Linked DNA regions of Homo sapiens: region 1 is linked to region 2. Evidence: chromatin loops called from intact Hi-C (ENCODE). Cell type or tissue: heart right ventricle. All regions are shown on one strand.

Evidence for each region. Hi-C counts contacts between places; a loop is a spot of excess contacts. Peaks named below come from ENCODE experiments on the same cell type or tissue, not always from the same donor. Only the 100,000 strongest peaks of a DNase experiment are listed, where the experiment ranks them.
Region 1: a loop joins it to region 2, with 5 times the contacts of the local background. A loop is called at or near these places in 60 of 110 quality-filtered maps.

The regions. Positions count from the first base shown.
Region 1 is chr9:19,160,142-19,164,141 of GRCh38, reverse strand. No RefSeq gene overlaps it. Among named protein-coding and RNA genes, the nearest start is that of PLIN2, 35 kb to the right of the region's middle. In heart right ventricle, no CTCF peak of the experiment used is centred here; no DNase peak of the experiment used is centred here; H3K27ac peaks cover 386 bases.
Region 2 is chr9:19,095,165-19,099,164 of GRCh38, reverse strand. It overlaps HAUS6 (HAUS augmin like complex subunit 6), which reads left to right. Exons shown (of 17, transcript NM_017645.5): 2 at 2,396-2,491. Among named protein-coding and RNA genes, the nearest start is that of HAUS6, 5.7 kb to the left of the region's middle. In heart right ventricle, no CTCF peak of the experiment used is centred here; no DNase peak of the experiment used is centred here.

The DNA.
Region 1 (4,000 bases), 65 kb before region 2:
GGCTAGTTTTTGTATTTTTAGTAGAGACAGGGTTTCACCATGTTGGCCAGGATGGTCTCAAACTCCTGACCTCAAGTAATCAGCCCGCCTCAGCCTCCCAAAGTGCTGGGATTATAGGCATCAGCCACTGTGCCCAGCCAGAAAGCTGGGATTTTTTTTTTTCATTTTGTAAGTTGTTACCAGATGCTCCTTTACTTTTTCTTTAAAAATGGTTGTTTTAATTTTTGACCAGATGACAGTCATAGTTCAAAATTGAAAAATACACGAAACTTCCCTTTTAATCTTTTTTTGTTTATTGAGACAGAGTCTCACTCTGTCACACAGGCCAGAGTGCAGTGGCCGGATCTCGGCTCACACTGCAACCTCCGCTTCCCATATTCAAGAGATTCTCCTGCCTCAGCCTCCCAAGTAGGTGGGATTACAGGCATGTGCCACCACACCTGGCTAATTTTTCTTTTTTCTTTTTTTTTTTTTTTTTGAGACGGATTCTTGCTCTGTCACTCGGGCTGGAGTGCAATGGCACCATCTCAGCTCACTGTAAACTCCACCTCCCGAGTTCAAGCGATTCTCCTGCCTCAGCTTCCTGAGTAGCTGGGATTACAGGTGTGCACTACCACGCCTGACTAATTTTTGTATTTTTAGTAAAGACAGGGTTTCACCATTTTGGTCAGGCTGGTCTCGAACTCCTGACCTTGTGATCCGCCCCCCCTTGGCCTCCCAAAGTGCTGGGATTACAGGAGTGAGCCACTGCGCCCGGCCACTTTTTTGTATTTTTATTAGAGACCGGTTTCACCTTTTTGGCCAAGCTGGTCTTGAACTCCTGGCCTCAAGTGATCCGCCCGCCTCAGCCTCCCAAAGAGTTGGGATTATGGGCGTGAGCCACTGCGATCAGCATTGCTAACTTCTTCAATACCCTTCCAGAGATACTTACTGAACAAGCAGCTATTAAGTAAGTATTTCTACACTTTGGGAAGTCAAAGCGGGAACATCACTTGAGCTCAGGAGTTTGAGACCAGCTTGAGCAACATAATGAGATCATATCTCTACTAAAAATAAAAGAAATTGGCCGGGCGTGATGGTACGTGCCGGTAGTCTCAACTACTTGGGAGGCAGAGGGGGGAGGATTGCTTGAGCCCAGGAGGCAGAGATTGCAGTGAGCTGTGACCATGCCACTGCATTCCACCCTGGGCAACTGAGTAAGACCCTGTCTCAAAAAAAAAAAAAAAATTCCCCCGTTTTATTTTTTTTTACAAAGGGTAACAATTTATACCCTGCTCTGTATCTTGCTTTTCCATTTGGATAACTTTCCACATTGTCATACCCATAATTTATTTAATTAGTTCCGTATCGATGGACATTTAGTATCTTTCCAGTCATTTTTTATTGTAAACAATGCTGCTGTGAATTACCTGGTACATATGGAATTTTGCAAAGGTGAAGCTAGTATTATAAACCAAATCTGAGTGTAAAGCCACTAAGCTGTGGCACCACACTGCCTCCCAATGTTGTTAATTGACTTGAGAAGATGATTCTTCCTGACTCCTATTTTTTTTTTTTTTTTCTGAGACAGAATTTCGCTCTTGTTGCCCAGGCTGGAGTGCAGTGGCGACATCTCAGCTCACCTCGAGCTCCGCCTCCTGGGTTCAAGCGATTCTCCTGCCTCAGCCTCCCGAGTAGCTGGGATTACAGGCATGCACCACCATGCCACACTAATTTTGTATTTTTAGTAGAGATGGGGTTTCTCCATGTTGGTCAGGCTGGTCTCGAACTCCCAACCTCAGGTGATCCGCCTGCCTTGGCCTCCCAAAGTGCTGTGATTACAGGTGTGAGCCATCGTGCCTGGCCCACTCCTCTCAATTTGATGAGCATACTTTATGTTTTAATCTTCCTGATGCTCAGCTCCCAGCTCCAGGTGCAGCCACCCTTGAATACCTGTGAAATTCATAAACATGCAATGTCCTCCAGCAGTCCTCTCTGGGAACCTCATCCACATGCAGATGACCCTGATGAGAGTCTAGAAAAGGGAAATAATAAACTCAGAGCACTTGAGAAAGATTTCCTTTTCTTATAAGTTAAGGTGAATGTACTTTAGGAAGTAACCCAGAAAGGGAAAGTGTCTCTCTAGGGCACATGGAAAGCCTTTCCTAAGGTGAGACAATGATCTGACTCTTGCAAAGACTGATTGCATACCAGCATCTTGAGCAATACGCCACCTGATCATGTGTGACACGTAGCACAGATCTTTTTTGTGTTGTGCAACCTTTCACTTTGTGCATGGGACTAACTTTGCTCTAGATTGGAGTCATTTCCTGTTAAAATGTTACATCTACTTTGTGGTGCTAAGAGGCTTACTGGTCTTATGATAAGACAGATAAATGACTCAGTAACTGTCTCTTCCTGAACTTTGGTCTAATTTGTGTTACAATGACATGTACTTCCCTGTGAACTTTCACCTAGATAGCTGATTCCCTGAAATTATTAAGAGTACTGCAGGTGGGCCTAATAATCCTCTTTATTGATTTTGAGATATCTAAACACTTCATAAATATTAGCAAATACGTGTAAAGTTAAAACTCCTTTCTTTCTTTCTTTCTTTTTTTTTTTTTGTGAGACAGAGTCTTGTTTTGTCACCCAGGCTGGAGTGCAGTGGATCAGTCTCCGCTCACTGCAACCTCTGCCTCCCGGGTTCAAGCGAATCTCATGCCTCAGGCTCCCAAGCAGCTGGAATTACAAGCTCGTGCCACCATGCTCAGCTAATTTTTTGTATTTTTTAACAGAGATGAGGTTTCAGCCATGTTGGCCAGGCTGGTCTCAAACTCCTGACCTCGAATGATGCACCTGGGTCAGTCTTCCACTGCTTTGGGATTCCAGGCATGAGCGACTGGGACTGGCCAAAACTCCTCTATCTCACCCATAAAAAACAGCACTGGTCTATAATTTTCATCTTGTGGAAATACTAATAATTAATATTGATAGAGTCCTTACCACACACTACGTATTGTTCTAAGCCCTTTAGGTAATACTCTCATGAGGTGGGCTCTATTGTTATTATCCCCATTTTATTTTTTTATTAGATTTTTTTTTTTTTTTTGTCTGGGCATGATGGCTCATGCCTGTAACCCCAGTACTTTGGGAGGCAGAGGTGGGTGGATCACTTGAGGTCCGGAGTTTGAGACCAGCTTGGCCAACATGACAAAACCCCATCTTTACTAAAAATAAAAAAATTAGCCAGGTATGGTGGTGCATGCCTATAATCCCAGCTGTTGCCTCAGGAGGCTGAGGCAAAAGAATCCCTTGAGCCCAGGAGGCAGAGGTTGCAGTGACCTGAGATCGTGCCACTGCACTTCAGCCTGGGCGACAGAACAAGACATCATCTCGAAAAAATTAAATTAAATTAAAAAATAATAAATAATTTTTTTGGAGACAGCATCTCACTGTATCGCCCAGGCTGGAGTGCAGTGGCACGATCTCAGCTCACTGCAACCTCCACCTACCGAGTTCAAACGATTCTCCTGCCTCAGTCTCCCAGGTAGCTGGGATTACAGGCGCCCACCACCATGCCCGGCTAATTTTTTGTATTTTTAGTAGAGACGGGGTTTCACCATGTTGGCCAGGCTGGTCTTGACCTTCTGACGTCAGGTGATCCACCCACCTTGGCCTCCCAAAGTTCTGGGCTTACAGGAGTGAGCCACCACACCCTGCTTTTTTTTTTTTTTTTTTAAGAGACAGAGTATTGCTATGTTGCCCAGGCTGGACTTGATCTCCTGGGCTCAAGCGATCTACATGCTATAGCCTCCCAAGAAGCAGAGGTTAAAGACCTTGCTCCAAATCCACCCGCTTTGTGAGAGCGTCCTTGCAACACTGACCTCAGTCCTCCTCCCACTCTGACTCTAAATAAGCTGCTTCTTCAGCTGTGTCCTCAAGGCATGGTATATCTGATTCTCTCTGTAGATCACATTCCATCCCCCATGTAGTACATTTTGCTGTTTATAATCTGTTG
Region 2 (4,000 bases):
AAACAAACAAAAAAAACCCCATTATTTTTTATTCACTTACATTTTATACGTATACGTTCTCTTTGGTTTGCAGTTTATGATTTTTTTGTTTCTATGACCCTGTAGTGGTATGACCACTTTTCTTTTTTTCTTTTTTTTTTTTTTTTTGAGATGGAGTTTTGCTCTTGTTGCCCAGGCTGGAGTGCAATGGCATGACCTCACCGCAACCTCCGCCTCCCAGGTTCAAGCGATTCTCCTGCCTCAGCCTCTGGAGTAGCTGGGATTTTAGGCATGCGCCACCATGCCCTGCTAATTTTGTATTTTTAGTAGAGACGGGGTTTCTCCATGTTGGTCAGGCTGGTCTCGAACTCCCGACCTCAGGTGATCCACCTGCCTCGGCCTCCCAGAGTGCTGGGATTACAGGCGTGAGCCACCGGGCCCGGCTCCACTTTTTTTAAATGTTAAACATAATGTATGACTCAACAATCCATTCCAAGGTATTTGCCCAAAAGGTTTGCAGTTTGGAAAAATCATATGGTTGCATTACAGAGAATAGATAGAAGGGGAAGAAGCGCTTTGCAGTTAATTATTTAGGCCTGAACTAAAGTGGCAGTAGGAATAAAAAGAGGTGATTCATTTATTTGTTCATTCAACAAATATTTATTGACCACTGTATTGGACCTGGCTATACAGTGGTGAAGAGAATAGATATAAATTTTCCCTTATATAATTTTTTTTTTTTTTTTTTTGAGACGAAGTCTTGCTCTTTTGCCAGGCTGGAGTGCGGTGGCGCGATCTTGGCTCACTGCAACCTCTGCCTCCTGGGTTCAAGCGATTCTCCTGCCTCAGCCTCCTGAGTAGCTGGGATTACAGGTGCACGCCACCACGCCCAGCTAATTTTTGTATTTTTAGTGGAGATGGCGATTCGCCATGTTGGCCAGGATGGTCTCAATCTCTTGACTCATGATCTGCCTGCCTTGGCCTCCCAAAATGCTGGGATTACAGGTGTGAGCCGCTGCACCCGACCCCTTACAGAATTTTAGTCTAGCGATGGAACAAATCTTCAACAAATATCTTATTACAAATTACAATAAGTGTCAAAGAGAAGAGAACAAGGTACTTTGTGAAAAAACAACAGGTTTGAGAGATGGTAAGGAAGTAGGATAGATGGAACTTCATTTGTGTTACTTGAAGAGTAGAGATGTTCTAAGGACAAAAGTGTTGTTTGACAAATGGATAGGCATAGGAACTTACGCAAGAGAATAGTAATCCTAAGTCAGAAATTCACTTGATTTGATTTTTTGGAAGGAAATTTCATGCTTTGCCGTTTAAGTTAACTCTTGATTCCTTATAGTTGTGTGACATTTTCTTAAAGGGTTTAGTGTTCTTTCATTTTTGTTTTCACTTTTTTTTTTTTTAGGCTTTGTTTTGATTAATTAGGGTAATTGGCACAATAAAAACTATTGCCAGCATTATGTTATAAAGATGGTTCTGGAAATAAAAATCTAGTAGTGAAGACCCTGGACTCTAGGGTGAGGTGACATATTTCAAATCAGTGCTTTCTCCACATCCTTTCCAGCACCTGTTGTTTCCTGACTTTTTAATGATCCCCATTCTAACTGGTGTGAGATGGTATCTCATTGTGGTTTTGATTTGCATTTCTCTGATGGCCAGTGATGATGAGCATTTTTTCATGTGTTTTTTGGCTGCATAAATGTCTTCTTTTGAGAAGTGTCTGTTCATATCCTTCACCCACTTTTTGATGGGGTTGTTTGTTTTTTTCTTGTAAATTTGTTTGAGTTCATTTTAGATTCTGGATATTAGCCCTTTGTCAGATGAGTAGGTTGCAAAATTTTCTCCCTTTCCGTAGGTTGCCTGTTCACTCTGATGGCAGTTTCTTTTGCTGTGCAGAAGCTGTTTAGTTTAATTAGATCCCATTTGTCAATTTTGGCTTTTGTTGCCATTGCTTTTGGTGTTTTAGACATGCAGTCCTTGCCCATGCCTATGTCCTGAATGGTATTGCCTAGGTTTTCTTCTAGGGTTTTTATGGTTTTAGGTCTAACATGTACTCTTAATAAATATTAGCTATTTATTGTTATTCAGTAAATGTAGGTTGTTACCATTATAAGGCATGTTTCTCTTGAAATAGGTTTTCCTTCCTTTTCTGTAGAGTGTTTTCATTAAAGCCAGTTCTGCCAGTCTTATATTGAATCTGTGTTTTCAGAATTAGAAAATGAAAGCTTGTATGTTTTTCTTACTGGTTATAAAATACACATGAATGAGAAAAATTAATTTGCCTTGACTTCCTGAAGAGAATGAAAACATTAATTTGTGTCAAAGTCTTACTCAGCTTTTGATGATGTTTAGCTTATTAACCTTTTTCTTTTTCTATTTCTATTTCATTTTTAACCACTAGGAACATGTTTGACAAGCTGAACCGTGATGCCTTTCATATAATTTCTTATTTTTTGTTTCAAGTTCTGGACCAGTCTCTCACCAAAGAAGTTTTCAAGTAAGGAAAAATAATTTCATTTTCTTAAATTTCTTTCCAAATTTGAAAATGGACAGCGTTTTGATACAAGCCAGAATTCTCTCCTTTTTTTTTTTTTTTTTTTTTTTTTGAGACGGAGTCTCACTCCGTCATCGAGGCTGGAGTGCAGTGGCGTGATCTAGGCTCACTGCAACCTCTGCCTCCTGGGTTCAAGAAATTCTCCTGTCTCAGCATCCTGAGTAGCTGGGATTATAGGTGACTGCCACGACGCCTAGCTAAGTTTTGCATTTTTATTGGAGCTGGGGTTTCACCCTGTTGGTCAGGCTGGTCTCAAACTCCTGACCTCAGGTGATCCACCTGCCTCGGCCTCCCAAAGCGCTGTGATTACAGGCGTGAGCCACCACGCCCGGCATAAGCCAGAATTTCAACTTGGCCTTTGACTGTTGTTTTGAATGAATATTACAAAATTCAGGTTTGAGTCTTATACATTTAATACTTAATCTTTATAAATCTGGGTGATTTTTTTCTTTGGTACATATCTTAAAATCATTGTGTATTTTATAAGTAATATAGTTTTTATAGATTTCTTAACATTTTATTTACGGTCTTAATAATTAAGCAAATTATTGTTAGCAAAACAATTAAATGATATCAATCCGTATGAACTTGATTTTGCCCAATTTTTTTTGCTCGGTACTCTGTGCCTTACTACTTTTCCTATAGGCAGTGTTGTTTTGTCTACACGGCTATCTGTAAATCCTTATTTTTTTCATTGATATATTAAAGCATCAATTGCTTTAGGCAAAAATCATTCCTATTACATTTACTCTACTGTTATATGCTATTGAATATTAGTTTAAGAAGGAGATAAAAATGTAAGCACCCACAAGTCTCAGTCCTAAGTTATTTTGCATGTGATTTGTGTTTCTGCTATCTAAAAAAGTGTTCAAATTTATTTTGATATTTATATTGTACCATCAATCTTTTATATAGAAAAGCAACAAGTAGGTCTATCGCTTAGGGCATTATTTTCATTTTTGATAATCTATTTTCAATATTTTGCTTTTATTTAAAGTTCTGAGTATGCAGGATAATAGGTATGTTTGGATGATTTTTTGGAATTCCCTATTATTAAGGTATAGGGTTTCTTCTGTCCAAATAAAAACAGATTTTAATTTTTTTTTTTTTTTGCTGATTATCAACATTATGGCTCATTTTAAGTAATTCAGAAAATATAGGAAAATGTAAAAATTGTTTTGAAACCCGTCAACCATGGAGTATCACTGTTGACATTCTAGCCTTTTAGTCTTTTTGTTTCCTATGCATGCTCAGTTTTTTCTGTGAATACTGAATGTAGTTATAGAAAAGGTATGAGGCCTTAAATAATTATGCCTCAGAATAAAAATTTGGAAAAGCCTGACTGTGAAAGGAAAGCAGTAGGTAAATTTTAAACCCTAATATTTTTGACCAAAGTTGAAGCAAAACTTCTCTTTTTAATGTTTTTCTGTCTTGTTTAGCCACAAAATAATA